Linked DNA regions of Homo sapiens: region 2 is linked to region 1. The links are chromatin loops, found by intact Hi-C in ENCODE. Cell type or tissue: CD14-positive monocyte. All regions are shown on one strand. Links, peaks and the distances in the headings refer to the core of each region. The heading gives the core; the rest is flanking DNA. Region 1 holds the start of LILRA2 (leukocyte immunoglobulin like receptor A2). Region 2 holds the start of LILRB1 (leukocyte immunoglobulin like receptor B1).

The links. Hi-C counts contacts between places; a loop is a spot of excess contacts. Peaks named below come from ENCODE experiments on the same cell type or tissue, not always from the same donor. Only the 100,000 strongest peaks of a DNase experiment are listed, where the experiment ranks them.
Region 2: a loop joins it to region 1, with 2.7 times the contacts of the local background. A loop is called at or near these places in 1 of 110 quality-filtered maps.

The regions. Positions count from the first base shown.
Region 1 is chr19:54,567,124-54,575,200 of GRCh38, reverse strand. It overlaps LILRA2 (leukocyte immunoglobulin like receptor A2), which reads right to left and starts at 1,411. Exons shown (of 8, transcript NM_001130917.3): 1 at 1,289-1,411; 2 at 1,090-1,125; 3 at 619-900; 4 at 168-470. The coding sequence starts at 1,322. LOC105372461 (a long non-coding RNA gene) reads right to left here. Exons shown (of 3, transcript XR_936073.3): 3 at 3,489-3,783. It overlaps LOC107985347 (a long non-coding RNA gene), which reads left to right and starts at 2,373. Exons shown (of 2, transcript XR_002958419.2): 1 at 2,373-2,465; 2 at 3,908-5,810. In CD14-positive monocyte, for the core only: no CTCF peak of the experiment used is centred there; DNase peaks (open chromatin) are centred at 1,440, 2,330 and 2,780; H3K4me3 peaks cover 3,005 bases; H3K27ac peaks cover 3,026 bases.
Region 2 is chr19:54,626,070-54,633,811 of GRCh38, reverse strand. LILRB1 (leukocyte immunoglobulin like receptor B1) reads right to left here and starts at 3,328. Exons shown (of 15, transcript NM_001081637.3): 1 at 3,179-3,328; 2 at 2,705-2,786; 3 at 2,506-2,541; 4 at 2,025-2,312; 5 at 1,575-1,877; 6 at 1,052-1,348; 7 at 494-796; 8 at 124-174. The coding sequence starts at 2,738. In CD14-positive monocyte, for the core only: no CTCF peak of the experiment used is centred there; DNase peaks (open chromatin) are centred at 1,811, 2,861 and 3,351; H3K4me3 peaks cover 2,853 bases; H3K27ac peaks cover 1,828 bases.

The DNA.
Region 1 (8,077 bases), core at 294-4,293:
CCTCCCTCTCCCCCGCTGATCTTCCTGTGTCTCCGGCCCCAGGAGCCCTGAGCCCTCTCGCCCCAACATCATCCCACCTGGAGCTGCCCTGAGACGCGGCTGCTCCCCACCTGCCTGGAGACTCAGGGAGACTCAGGGAACTCCAAGCAATTCTGTGAATTTCTCACCTGGGACCAGGAGCTCCAGGAGATCACTGGGTAGAGACCACACATAGGGAGAGTTCGAGTCATAAGCATAGCACCTGTACGACCACCTGCGACTCGGGCTCACGGGGCCCACGGAGAAGATGGCCCAGGACCACCCACGGGCATGGGAATGGGAGTTCAGGCGTTGTGGGTGTTCATCTTCTCCTTCCTTACACAGAATGAAGCCGTCAAATGCCACCTGTGAGACACACTGGAGGGTCACGTTCCCTCCTGAGGTCACCACAGGGCTGGGCAGAGCTGAGAGGGTGGGTTTGCTGTAGGCTCCTAGGAGAGAAGGAGGCACTGTGTTAAATGGGGCTCCCACCTCCCACATCATCCCCAGGGTTGAGCTGTGAGAGCGGAGATGCCCCTGAGAGCCGACCCCCTTCCTGAGGGCAGAGCCTGGGGCTGGGACTCCTGAGTGTCCTCTCACCTGTCACCACCAGCTCCAGGGGGTCACTGTACTCTGATGAGTGATTGTGGCTGTAGTACTGACAGTGATACCGCCCTGCGTGTTCCCAGGTGATGGATGGGATGGGGAACTGGCCATTCTTCCCAGGCTCTTGTATCCGTCTAACCCAGGATGCTGATTTGTTTTCCCTATATAGATGGTACTCCTCAGCCTGAAGGCTCCCCTGACACCTGAGGGTCACAGGACTTCCCTGGATGATCACAGAGCCTGGCTCAGCCCAGAGGGTGGGCTTGGGGAGGTGCCCTGGAAGGAAATCAGAGGTCGGATTCTAAGTCATTTCCCACCCAACAGATCTCAGCTCTCAGCTGCAGGACCCTCCAGACACCCCCATCAGTCAGCCCAGAACTGCTATTCCCCATCCCCAGCTGCACGGGGGTGGCCCCTTGTCCCTAGTGAGGAGGAGGGACCTGGGACAGCTGGGAACAGACTCACCTGCCTGCACGTGGGTCCTGGGGCCCAGACTCAGCCCTGGAAGAGAGTTCCCTGTGAGGGATTTTTCCCCTGAAGCCTGGGCAGGTCCTCCCCTCCCTGGGATCTTTGTGAGCCCCTGGGGTCTCCTTAGGGACCAGAGTTTGGCTGTGGGGTGAGGTCCCTCCTAGGTTAGAAGCTCCCCTCCCTCTTCAAATCTCACCGAGACAGATCAGGACCGTGAGGATGGGGGTCATGGCGTCTCCTCCCACTGCCCTGCTCTGCGGATGGATGAGCCCTCAGTGCTGGCAGGACAGAGAGACGCACAGGGTGTGGACACTCGGAGGCTGGATCCTTCTTGTCATGGGGTTTTGTTATGTGCAACCACACAGGAAGTGCAACTGCCCTCTCAGGAGCCTGGCTGTCATACCTTTAGGGCTGAGGTGGGGGCAGGCACCAGGCCCTCTGCAGACATTTCAGACTGTAATGGGGTCTTTCCTGCCCCCCAGCCACTGTCTGTCTGGTTTATCCTCATCTCCTTGAGACCTGGGATGTAGCAGCAAATAGAACTGGTGCCCTCCTGCGTCTGCCCTTCCAGATGAGGGTGAGCAGAGGCTTCCTCTTCCTTCTCAGAGCTTCCCCATGGGGTCTCCCTCCCTCCTTCAGCCCGTCCATCAGCTCAGCGTTGCGGGGTCCTTACCATGGCGGTCGTCCCTCCAGCCCTGGAGATGCTTCAGGGAAAACCCAGGTCCATGCTGCAGTTAGACTCAGATCAGCAGAGACGCACCTGACACCTGGCTGTGTAGCTCAGGTTGAGCTGCGTGTGGCAGTGAGCACAGAGGAGTAATGCAGGGTCTACCATGGTGGCTCATGCCTGGAATCCCAGCACTTCAGGAGGCTGAGGTGGGTGAAGGCTAGAGGCCAGGAGCTTCAGATTACCCTGGGCCACATAGCAAGACCTTGTCTGTATAAAAAAAGCAAAAAATTAGCCAGGCATGGCAGCTCACATCTCTAGTCCCAGCTACTCAGGAGGCTGAGGTGGGAGGAATACTTCGGCCTGGGAGGCGGAGGCTGCAGGGAGCTATGATCACCCCTTAGCATTCCAGCCTCAGTGACAGAGTGAGACCCTGTCTCAAAAGGGGAAATGCAGGGATTAACTATAATAAAACATATTTGTTCTGTCTTGAGAGTGTGTGTTTCCTTCCTACCAAACCGTCCCTCTCCTGTACTTCCCCTTTTCTCTTTGTTGCAACATCACCCACCCCCACCCCGGGAATGAGGCTCTGAGTCGGTCCCGCCCCCTCAGTGTCCCTTGCGTCCTTGGCCTTCCCTCGGCACCTCCGTCCATGTTCAGAGTTTTCAGAAGAATTTGTTAGGTCTGTAATCTGATTCTGGGGAAGGTGAGCTGATTTGTATTTAATTCCTGATTATCATCCAGGGTTTATGTGACTTTGGACATGAATGTCACCTCTGAGCCTGCTGTCGTGAACCCCACTCATCACAGTGGCTGTGGGGGTCAGTGGTGCCCAGGACATGGGAGGCTCAGCCATGGTGAATTTCCAGACCAGTTCAGACAGGAGGGTGGGGACGGGAGAGGATCCTGGTGCTGGGCTCCACAGTCCAGGAGGATGATTGACGCCCCCACTCAAGAGCCCACATCGGCTCCAAATACCATGAAATTCTCCTTGTGATACATCTGAAATATGCAGATCATCACAGCCACGGGCACAGAAAGAGGAAGAACAGTTCCTCACATTGAGACGCATCCCCTTCCATGAGCAGAGTTCAATGCTGAGTGGCCACAGGTGTCTGGGACCACCCAGGGTCATTAGGGAGGAGGAGGCTCCCACCTCCGTGTGGGACAGAAGAGGAACCCCACGTCCTCCCAGGCAGGGAGGGGTCAGGGCTCTGGGTGACGCTGGAAGCTGTGGCTCCCCCTCCCCTGTGTGTGTGGACAGGCGCTGGGGGGTCTCTGCTCACTCACTGGAGGCCATGGTCAGTGCTCAGCCCCTCCCCTGTGTGTGAGAAACAGATTCAATCCACGGTGGTCTGACATGGGCGTCTGCTCTGCCCCACAGGTGAGTGTGAGACTGGCGTTGGTCCCATCCCTGCTGGGCACAATCTTGAGCTGACACTGAGTTTGGGGGAGTGGGGAGGAGCAGCGGCAACAATCCCCTTCATCAGGCTGATGCCTGGACAGCCGTGGGAGAAACCCTTTATGAAAGGTCAGGTGCGTGGGAGGAGCCGCCCCACAGGAATGACAACCAAGATACATGAGGAAAACACAGACAGTTGTTGAAATGCATTAGACAGACATTGTGAAGGTGAATTAATTTTTATATTAATTTATATATTATATAAAAGAGTCCCAAGCCCTTCTCAGCCTTTTCCCCTGCTATCATTGCTACCGAAACTTTGGGGCTTCTGTCTCCACCCTCAGGTGCCCCCCTCTTCCTGTCACAGAAGTTTTCTTCCTGGACATCAGCAGCTGGGCTGGACCCGGGGAAGGACATGGGAGTGTGAGGGCCAGTGAGGAGGTTGTGGGGGTAGGTGGGCGTCTGGGGTCTTCGGGCAGAATTACCTCCTCCACAGGCCTCTGTCGTTCTCTGACTCCACAGTCCCCACAGGACTTTGGAAATCAGCCTCCCTCTGGGCTGGGTGAAGAGGGACAGAGCTTCAGCCTTGGGATCATGAGAGCCACCTGCCCTGCACAGAGAACTCAAGAGAAAAGAAGGAAAGCTGAAAACACACTTGCATAGATGTTTTAAAAACGTCGTTAGATGAAACAACCAAAAGAATAAGGTATGTTCATGTATGTTCACATTTATTCTCTTCTTTCTAGGTTTTCTCACTGGGAAATGCTGGAGCCGTTTTTCTGAGCTGAACTTTCCCATCTGGAATCTGTCTGGTTGGTGGTGCCCTGACCCCACCTTCAGTCAGCCCATGGGTCTCCCCGCCAACTTCCTACTCACCCAATGTCCTGTGTTGGCCCTGAGGCCAGTGTCAGAGGAGAAAGAAGAGGAGGAAGAGCACCAGCTGAAGGCCACTGAGACCCCGATCACAACCCCCAGGTGCTTTCCCAGACCCTGAGGTAGGACTGTGAAGGTGTACTGATGCCCTTGCCAAATGAAAGGAAACTGTTCCTGATGGTTCTTATTAACAGTGATGGAGAAAAAAATATTTAACACATCAATGGCTGAATACTGGGTATCAGGGGATGTATTAATTTGCTCAAACTACAAAACCACATCTGTTACAACATCTTCAATTGGATCTGATTAAGCTTACAATAATCTAATATCATTATCCAAGATCCCTGCGTCTTCTGTGGAGGTAAAATAGGAGAGGTGAATGGCAAGGTTGTGGGAATCACTGTCTCTGCACGCTTCAAGTCCCAATATATGGAATTCCTCCAGGAATGCAAGACTGCTTTTGGTTTACAGTTTAGCTGGGAAGAGGCAGTTCTAGTGGCTCCCACTGGGCCCACTCTAATAACCCTCACTCAACAAGTGAGGGAACCACTGTGGGGGTTGTGATAGTTGTTGAATATGTCTATTCCAATGTTGCCCTCTGGAACTGGGGATACAGCCACAGGGTGGGTTTAGGGATACACTGGATTCACTATGGAACACGTGAGCTCAAACTCCACCAATCACCTTGCCTCTAGCAGCCACTACTCTGACTGGAGGGCCACAGTGACGTTTCGGGTCTCCTGGAATTAATGTCAGTTCATACCCCATTTCCAGTAATGCCCAAATTATCTGATTATTTTCCCCAAGGCTCCATTGCCATTGTAAAAGGCTGCAGGTCCCTTTAACCAAAGTCCAGGAGAAAGATTAAGAGTATATATTCTTGGTAGTGTACCAGGGACAGTGCCCTCACGGGAACCCTGCCTGGGATCCCTTTAATTCAGGGGATTCTGGCTCTATGAACTGACTCAGTGCTAGCCATTGATTGAGAGACTGTGGCTCTCTGCTTTTATGATTTGGGTTGACTTTTGTTCACTTGACATAGAAATTTTCTGCTTATACAGATCAAGTGAGAATTTAGTAGGTTTCCTATCTATCTCCCTTGTTAGAATGCCGTGATCAACTAGCCAACACCATAAGTCTGCGGGACTATTCCGATCGCTGGTTTGACTTTGCTGTCCATCATGGTAACCAAACCCACCTTGCCTTTGGTGGCTGAGTTCCTCTACTTGGCCCCTGTCTCTCTGGGGGCCAAGAGGTAGGGGCCAAATTACTCCCATTACATTTAGATTTTTTAAAATTCAGCAGTTCCACTGTAGGTTCCAGCTTCCAGAGAAGAGAAATCACAGAGCTCCTCAAGGATGCCAGAGCTCCCTTTGCAATATTGTTGAAAGATACATCTTCTGATGCTTCCAATGTGGGTTACTAGGTTTGATACATGCATGGTAACATTACAGTCTTCCTAAGCCTTTAAGTTAATTCCTCTGCAGCAAACCAAGGCATGTCTGGCATTTTGAGTTTATTTACTGCAGGCCAGCTTTTGCTCCATGTTTCAGCCAATCAACCAGACAAACTGGTAGAATCATTTCCGGTTCTCCAAGATGCAACATTAAATGTGCAATCTCTGTTTAGTGAGCTTATATATATAAATTCGGTCCGACTCAACTTTATGTTCTTTTCACCATTATCCTAAACCCTTAATATCCACTCTGACACGTGTTCCTCAGACTTCTGTATGGATAAATTAGAAAAATAAATAAATTACTTTGGAGTGTAGCACAACTTCTCATGAGCCACACTTTGTAACACACTTTTCAGGGCCTGCGAGACTTGAATCTAGTTATAGGTCTAGAAGCAAAGAGGGTTGGTCAGGATGTATCCTAAGGAGAATCAGCATAGCCTTGCATGGCAACTGCCTCAGGGGAGGCCAGTATTGTTTCCTCAGACAGTACAGGGTTAATCTCCTCCCTTGCAGATAGAGAGGATGCTTCTATTGGCAAAGAAGACTCATTCAAAGTTAGGGGCTTGATATCCTCAGCTGTATCAGGGTCTTAATATACATCCTCATTCCATCTTTCAAGATCTCACCCATTCCTGACCAATGGCATTACTTGAACAGTAGATACCCTGTGAGGCTGGGGACTCCGCTTGAATTGTAATACAGCCACTTCAAGGATGAGATTCTCGGTTTGATTTTCAGCAATCTCACCCCTACAGCTACAGATGATAAGAGTCTCTTTCAGGGCACACATAGAAACCTCAGATATTTATGTAGTGGTGCTTGAACTGGAAATTCTAATCTCTGGGCTCATCTTTTTCTTTACCTCTTTATCCAATGACAAAACAGCCACACATACTATACTTAATAGTTTGACAACAATCTTCAAAGGTGTATGCAAGGCCACCCAGATTCTCGTTCCTTATAAGTGTAGGATTAGGAGCATCTAGTGGTGTACCCCTAATGCCACATCATGCCACGGACTATCACAGACTTCCTTCCTTCCTTCTTCCTTCCTTCCTTTCTTCCTTTCTCTTTCTTTCTCTTTCTGTTTCTGTCATACTGTCTTAATGTCTTTAAATCTAATCAGACAGCCAGTTCCATAAACCTCAGAAACAGTAGACAAAACATATTAAGATTCAGTTCATCTAGAATCATTCCTATGATCAAATTATGTATTTGTAAGTGTTCTCCAGAGAAACAGAACCGATATATGTACATATGTGCATATCTATATCTACTTATCTTGCTATCTAGGAATGGGTTCATGTAATTGTTGGCACTTGGTGAGTCCAAAATCTGCAGGACAAACAGCCTGAAGACTTGGGGAAGAGTTTCAGCTCCAGTCAGCCAAACAACCTGCTTGCAAAATTTTTTACTATTCTGTGGAGCACATTACTTCTTTTCCTTCTCACAATGCACTTATTATCTTTTAACACAATGCATACTCTATCTATTATTTATTGTGTGTAATGTCCACTTTTCTTGACTACAATATTGACTTAATACAGGCAGGCTCTTTGGAAGTTTTCATGTCCTTTATTCTGAGACATCTCATACACCATGTTTGACACAGATCAGATACTTCACATGTGCCTATGGAAACAGGGAATAAAAGTTTCTCCACTCCTGCCAAGTTCATTTCTATCACAGAGACAATTTGTTCCAACTTGATTCTTTTCTTCTCCCTTCCAGGCAGCCTTTTGTACAAAGTTCTCAGAATAGAAAAAGAATAACATTCAGGAGGCAAGACCCCAAGGTTGGGAAGAAACACATCCAGACTCATTGCCTCCTCCTTCATCTCAGTTCTTAGACATCAGGGTCCTCATCTGATATCTTATTTCCATGTGGTTTCTCCAAGAATTTCAGAGATGTTTCTTTCTTTCTTTCTTTCTTTCTTTCTTTCTTTCTTTCTTTCTTTCTTTCTTTCTTTCTCTTTTTCTTTCTTTCTCTTTCTTTCTTTTTCTTCCTTCCTTCCTTCCTTTCTCTTTCTCTCTCTCTCTCTGTTTCTGTCATACTGTCTTTATCTTTTTTCTGTCTCTCTTTCTCTCTATCTCTTTCTATCTCTGTTTCTGTCTCTTGCTCTCTTTTTCTCAGTTGAATGGATCTAATCACTACTATTAGCTCTCAGTCATTTGAACATTTCAAAAATGTTTTTCTGAGAGCATCTCAAATCCCCATGCAAATACTGTCAGTGTACTCACAGATGATATAATAATTACCTGTCAGCAAGAAGATGACCTCATGGTGTCCCAAACCTTTATATCAGGGATAAGATGTCCCCTTTTGCACAGGTGCCCAGACTGTGACCATGAAGGCTACTTCTTCAGCAAGAAATGGCATTTGGTAAGAGGAATTTTCTTTGATACAGAGCCATATTCTCAGGGAATTAGAGTGTTTATCATAAAAAACTTGGTGTGTACACAAAATTATTGTTTAGTCCTAGCATCAGCATGGACCATTAAAAAAAAACCCTTAAAGTAATAATATTTTCTGAGGGTTCCTGAGACATAGAATTGCCCCAGCCTTCCCGCTCAAGAGTTGC
Region 2 (7,742 bases), core at 1,298-5,297, 58 kb before region 1:
TGGCTCTGCCCGGCTCCCTGGAGGGAAGCTCGAGTCTTTGAGGGGAATGGGATTCTCTGGGAGACCCAGGGCTGCCCTGGGGGAGGCCGCACTCCCTTGAGTTCAGAAGCCTCAGGGACTCACCAGATGTGGAGGTGGGGCCTGTTGTCGGGGAGCTGGGGCCCCCAGACGGTCCTGGGTAAAAGAATGAGAGGAGGCTGAGGAGCTGGGGCTTTCCTGAAGTCTCCACCTCAAACCAAATTTCTCTACATGGGACCTGTGGCCTCCCCAGGCCCCTCCCTCCACCCGCCTCTCCTGTCCATGATGCTGGCGATGCCACTGAGGGTGGGCAGGCCTGGGAGGGCCCTGTTCTCCTCCTTCCCTCTGAGGGTGAGTCTCCCACTGGCTGAGCCCCTCTCAGACCCCCGCTCACTCCATCCCAGCCCAGAGCTCTCCTGGGGCAGGGTCTGAGCTGAGACTTTGAGCTCAGAGAGGACAGGGTCAAGGCCCCCACCTGAGACCACGAGCTCCAGGGGGTCACTGGGGTGAGTCAGCAGGTAGGGTTTGGAGCTCTGTGAGCCGTAGCACCTGTAGGTCCCCGCATGGGCTGAGGTCACAGGACCCATGGGGAATTCAGCCTGGTATTTTTGAGATTGGTACGTTGATCTTAGACGCCATGGGTCATCAGCTGCCCCCTCCTTGGTCAGAAGGAAAGTTTGCATCCATCCCTGTGACTGACACAGCAGGGTCACGTTCTCTCCTGAGGCCACCGTGGGGCCCGGCTGCACCGAGAGGGAGACTCTGTCATAGAACTGTCCTGGAGAGAAGAAGGATGGGCGAGGGGCTGCCCCACCTTGCTCTGAGCTGACACCTCCCCAGGTCTCCCTCTGGGACCCTCAGTGTCTCTGTCTCTGTTTTCTCTGAGTCTCCCCCTCCCCGCCCATCCCCTGTCTCTGTCTGTCTCTCCCTCCCTTGGGACCCCCATCCCTCATCCCGGCCATCACTACCTGAGCTCCCCCGGCAGGGCCTGTGCGGAGCCTGGGTCCCTGACTGAACCCGCTGGGCTCCTCACCTGCGATCAGGATGTCCAGGGGGTCGCTGGGGGCCGACCACTCGGAGGAGAGGTTGTGTGCACCGTAGCATCTGTACTGGCCCCCGTAGGAGCGGCTCACAGGGCCCAGGGTGAAGTTGGCCTGGGAGAGCCCAGCCTGGGGCTGTGCGCCAGCGAGCTGAAGGAAGTCACGTTCCCCGTCCTTATACAGAACAAATCTGTTGTAGCCAGCATCAGAGCCACACTGCAGAGTCAGGGTCTCCTCAGGGGCCACGATAGGACCTGGCTGCACTGAGAGTGATGGCTTCTTAGAAACACCTGGGAAAAGGTGGTCATGGTTTCCAGGAGCCGACCCTCAGGCTTCCCCACAAATCTTCCCTTTCCCCCGGGGCCACATCACTGCTGATCTTCCTGTGTCTCTGGCCCCAGGAGCCCTGAGCCCTCTCGCCCCAACATCATCCCACCTGGAACTGCCCTGAGACGCGGCTGCTCCCCACCTGCCTGGAGACTCAGGGAACTCCAGGCAATGCTGTGAATTTCTCACCTAGGACCAGGAGCTCCAGGAGATCACTGGGTAGAGACCACTCATAGGGAGAGTTCGAGTCATAAGCATAGCACCTGTACCACCACCTGCGACTCGGGCTCACGGGGCCCACGGAGAAGATGGCGCGGGACGACCCACGGGCATGGGGCTGGGAGTTCAGGCATTGTGGGTGTTCATCTTCTCCTTCCTTACACAGAATGAAGCCATCAAATGCCACCTGTGAGTCACACTGGAGGGTTACATTCCCTCCTGAGTTCACCACGGGGCTGGGCTGGGCTGAGAGGGTGGGTTTGATGTAGGCTCCTAGGAGAGAAGGAGGCACCGTGTTAAATGTGGCTCAGACCACCCGCGTCATCCCCAGGGCTGGGCTGTGAGAGGGAGAAGCCCCTGAGAGCCGTCCCCCTTCCTGAGGGCAGAGTCTGGGGCTGGGACCCCTGAGTGTCAGCTCACCTGTCACCACCAGCTCCAGGGGGTCACTGCTCTCTGAGCGGCCTGCAGTGTCGCTACCATAGTAACAGCGATACCGCCCTGTGTGTTCCCAGGTGATGGATGGGATGGGGAACTGGCCCTTCTTCACAAGCTCCTGTGGGATCCGTGTAATCCAGGGTGCTGTTTTCTTTTCTCTATATAGACGGTACTCCTGGGTCTCCTGGCCCCCCTGACACCTGAGGGTCACAGGACTCCCCTGGGTGATCACAGAGCCTGGTTCAGCCCAGAGGGTGGGCTTGGGGAGGTGCCCTGGAAGGAAATCAGGAGTCAGATTCTAACTCATTTCCCACCCAACCCAGCAGATTCCAGCTCTCAGCCCAGGACCCTCCAGACGCCCCCATCAGTCAGCCCAGAACTGCTATTCCCCATCCCCAGCGGCACGGGGGTGGCCCCTTGTCCCCAGTGAGGAGGAGGGACCTGGAAGAGCTGGGGACAGACTCACCTGCCTGCACGTGGGTCCGGGGGCCCAGACTCAGCCCTGGAAGAGAGTTCCCGGTGAGGGATTTGCCCCCTGAAGCCTGGGCAGGTCCTCCCCTCCCTGGGATCTTTGTGAGCCCCTGGGGTCTCCTTAGGGACAAGAGTTTGGCTGTGGGGTGAGGTCCCTCTTAGGTTAGAAGCTCCCCTCCTTCTTCAAATCTCACCGAGACAGATCAGGACCGTGAGGATGGGGGTCATGGCGTCTCCTCCCACTGCCCTGCTCTGTGGATGGATGAGCCCTCGGTGCTGGCAGGATAGAGAGACACACAGAGTGTGGCCAATCGGAGGCTGGGTCCTTCTTCTCATGGGGTGCTGTCATCTGCAGCCACACAGGAAGTGGAACTGCCCTCCCCAGGACCCTTGCTCTCATTCCATTAGGGCTGAGGTGGGGGCAGTCACTAGGCCCTCTGCATCATTTCAGATGGTAATGGGCCCTTTCCTGACCCCCAGCCACCGTCTGTCTGGTTTGTTTTCATCCCACTGAGAGCCAGGATGTAGCAGCAAATAAAACTGGTTCCTTCCTGTGTCTGCCCTTCCTGACGAGGGTAGCGGAGGCATCTCCTTCCTTCTCACAGCCTCCCACATGGTCACCCTCCCTCCTTCAGCCGTCCATCAGCTCAGTGTTGTGGGGTCCTTACCATGGCAGTCGTCCCTCCAGCCCTGGAGATGCTTCAGGGAAGACCCAGGTCCATGCTGCAGGCAGACTCAGATCAGCAGAGACGCATCTCGCATCTGGCTGTGCCGCCCAGGCTGAGCTGCGTGTGGCAGTGAGCACAGAAGAGAAATGCAGGGAAATAGGGAAGAAAAGTTGACTTCTTTCTTGACACTGGATTGTGGGTTTTCTTTCAACCAAATAGTCCCCTCTTAACTTCCCCTTTTTAAAATATTTTGCTACAGTGTCCAACCCCACCCCCCGGGAACAAATCTCTGAGTCTTTCCTGCCTCCTCGGTGCCCTTTGCTTACTTGGCCGTCCCTCTGCACCTCAATCCCTGTTCAACGCTTTGGGAACAATGACTTATATTTGAGCTTTGATTTGGGGAGTTGGGGGGGAGTTATATTTATTCAACGACTGGTTATCATCCACTGCCTACGTGACCTCGGGCGGTAATGAACCATCTCTGAGCCTCAGATTCTTCCTTTGCCGACTGTTGTCACAAATCCCACTCGTGACAGTGGTTGTACGGTCAGTGGTGCTGGAACATTAGGAGGGGCTCATTTGTGCCTGATTTCCAGACCAGGGTAAGACCTGAGGTGTTTGGGACATAAGAGGATCTTGGCGTTGGACTCCACAGTCTACGTAGGTGATTGATGTGTCCACTCTGGATCTCACATCTGACCCTAATGGATAGATGGACGTGTATTTGTCCATCTATCTGGGCATTTCTGAAATACCCAGAGCATCAATGTCATGAGCAGAAAAAGAGATGTGGAAGTTCCCAAGTGTAGATGGATCCACAGGAAAGAACAGAGGCCACAGGTGAGATGCCACAGGGACCTGGGACCATCAAGGGCTCATTAGGGTGGAGGTTTCCACCACTGAGTGGAGCCAGGAGAGGAACCTCGGGATCTGCAATGACAGTGAGGGGCTCAGGGCTCCAGACCAAGGTGGGAGGCTGCGTCCTCCAGCTACACCTGAGGCTGGAGTGGACCCCAAGCAGCCCAGGGGAATTCCCTCAAGGGAGTGCACCAAACCGTCCAGTGACAGAGCTGCTGGGATTCCAAAGAAAGAAGCACTAAACACCAGGGTGTTCATAGATCATTTATTAGGGAGACTTCTGCACAGTGGGGCACCCTCGTCTCCTTGCCCAGTGTCTCCTTGTGGATCTCAAGGATGTGCTTCCACATAGCAGCATCTTCTTCAGATGGACAAGGAGACACTGGGTGTTCTACCCGAAGCTTTAACTTAAAATAAAAATAAAAACAAAAATAAACCCCTAGAGAATATGATCTCTCAGTAGAGTTGTTTCTTGGGATACACAGGCAATTCGTTTCAGTACCCGCTACATGCACCAACACCTGCTCGTACTCCAGCCCCGACATTGTCTCTGCTGGGCCTGCATATAGGAAAAGTCTGCCGTTCATATACACAAGTCTTGCATCCCACAAATGCTACAGTTTTGACCCCCGTTTGGTTGAAAAAAGTGTGCATATAAGAGACCCCAGGAATTCAAGGCTGCGTTGCTCCAGGGTTGTCTGGATTTTGAGTTTATTTGGGAGTGAGAAGCAAGGATTACAATCTGGAGTGCATGGCATGGCAAGCCACAGTGTGTCCGGAGAGGGAAGTGTGATGTTGTGATACACACTGGTTTTCACCTGCGGTTCCTGGCTCATAGCTCCATAGCCCTTGTTACAGTCTTTTGTTATAACATTGGCTGTGTTAGGCCTTAGGGGAGGCCTCTGACCTCCTCCTGCCCTTCCTTCACCTGCCCAAGGCAAGACTCTAATGTCCCTGCCTTTCTGATGGTGGCTCTTAAGACCCTCCCAGAAGATGGTCTCAGCCTGTTCCTTGTGGGAGGAAATACTGACATCATGAAGCTTCATAAAAACCCAAGAAGACTGGGTTTCGTGGGTTTCTGGGTGGTTGAGCATGTGGAGACTCCTGGAGGGTGATGCCCAGGGAGGGTATGGAAGCCCTGCGCCCCTTCCCCCATGCCTCCTCCTATGAGTCTCTTCATCTGTGTCCTCTGCAGTGTGCTTTGTATTCAACCAGGAAACGTCAGTGTCTCTCTGAGTTCTGTGAGCTGCTACAGCAAATTAATCAAACCCAAAGAGGTGGTCATAGGGTCCCCAACTTGAAGCCAGTCAGTCAGAAGTTCTGGAGGTCTGGACTTGGGAATGGTGTGGGGGCAGTGTTGGGGACTGAACCATTCAATCTGTGGGATCTGGGACTGTCTCTGGGTAGACAGTGTCAGAGCTATGCTAACATTCTCAAATATCTGCTAGCCGTGATAAATAAATCAATGTACTTTATGTTATTAGCTCCCACAATTTAGCCTAAATATTTGCCCTGGCATGCTTATACTGGTCCAAGCAAGCATTAGGTCATAGCCTGTTCCTCTTCCTTATTTGAAGGTGTTTTCACCTTTCTCAGCATTCCACAAGTTACTTCCTCCTTCCTTTGTTCTGCTCTACCTTTGCCTCTTTTCAGAAGTTCTAAGTTACTAGCCAATCGGGACAAATACAGAGTGTGAGGTCCTGTTCCAGCCAGTGGAAACCGGACAGAGCAGTAGGGTGGACGTGTCAGGTTATAAATGACCCTGTCTCTTTTGTTTTGTGTACTCTCGAAGCAAAACTGCTGGTGAGTGTACCCTTGCTGCAGAAAATAAAAATGGTCTTGCTGAGTAAATTAAATTTATGTTCAAGTGCTATTTGTTTACGGCACTGGGGAAGAAGCATTTAAACACTCAGCTGGCGTCCGCTACTGGGTCTAGGAAAAAAAATCCCACACATCTGGTCCTAGAAGTCTTCTTCTGTGAGGATGATTCCTGTGGTGTGAGAGTAGAGGAAAAGCACCATAGAGAGAGCTCTCTGACATACAGAAGTAAAGGAAGTTCTTATCAGCAACAAGAGAGAGGCTGACAGAGCTGCTTAGAAACAGAGTTCCCTGATTCCAGAGGTTCAAAGCCAGAGTTGCTGTCAGTCCATTGGAGGAGATGCCGTTGCTGGGCAAGTTTTTTCTCGAGAGCATCTTATCTGAATTCCTGACATCCTAAAGAATATCTAGTGATAAACCTCGTCAAAGCAGGAGGGGGTGAAGGACATGGAAGGGTTTCTTGTGGGGTTTTTAAAAAGTCCTTAGAAGCAGCTCTTATCTGAGAGCTGGAAGCATGGGCCTCCTCTCCTTCAGGCCTTCCTGGCCCTGTGGGGTCTGAGCTTGACCAAAGTCATCTCATCCTTGCACATGTGACTTTCCTATTGGGTGTCTGCAGTGAAGGGATTGGGTTACGAAGTTTAACCTGAGAGTTTCAGGAATTTCGTTGAGGGGAGGGCTTGTTTCTACCTCTTTAGCAAAAGGGTTAATTTTTCAGTGTTTTCTAAAAACAACCTAAAGTGCTTTATCAGTACTTGGGGATGCTGAAGACCTCAGCTTGGGTTCCAGCCTGCAGGTGAAAGCATGCATCTGTCCAACCCACAGAGCAGCCATGGCACTTTGTCTCTCTCTCAGAACAAAGCAAAAAATGGAGGAAACCGTGGGACCCTAGAGAGACTGTTGTTCTCCCTCTTCTGTGTTTGTGGACAGACCCTGGGATAGCTCCCCTCAGTGACCCGGGCCACACTCAGCATTGAGCCACCTTCCCGGGTGTGCATGACACAGATGCGCTTTATCACTGCTGGACCAGGCATCTCTAGCACGTGAGTGTGAGGCTCACATGGGCCCCACCATGCCGGACAGAACACAGAGCTGATTCTAAGCTTGGCAGCATGGACACCGCAGGGCAGGAGTGACCACAGCAATGCTCCTCATCAGCTTTCCTTCCTGAGTCAGCCCGGGGAGAAACTGTATGGAAGATCACATGTGTGGGAGAAAAACCCACCCAAGAGAAATAAAAATCAAAAAGTCCATTACAGAAAAAACAGGCAATTATAGAAATGAATTAGGAAGCTACTGTGAGGTGAAAAATAGTAAATCATATCAACACATTTAGAAATAATTGCATCAAGAACAAGACACAGCTGAAATGATGAGCATAGTATTGGTGTGGAATATCTATTAAATTTTTCATTAGTCATCAGAGAAAAACTAGAAATGAATAAAGTAGAAAACATAATTAATGCACACAAGAAATGGAATGAGAAGAGGAAACAGGTATCTCTCTATGGATCACACTTTCAGAATGAAGGAAATAAGGAGTACGTTATTCAGTAAATATTGCAAAGAAAATGGTTGACATTTTTACAGAAATGAAGAAAGAACATGAGTTTAATGTGAACAAATTAATAAATAACATCAATGTCTTAACTATGATAGAGTAAAAGATACCTAGAATAGATACAAAGTAATTTTAAAACTACTGGAGAAAATGAAAATTATTCTCAAATGAAAGACAAGCACATTGGGACCGGATTTCCCAAGAGTAAAAAGTGACAAGAAAATGATTGTGGGCTGAGGTTCAAGTTGGCTGAATGGAAAGGGCTGGAGTCTGCCTACTCACTAAGAGGACCCAAAATAGTGAGTAAATACCAACAGGTCAAGTGGATCT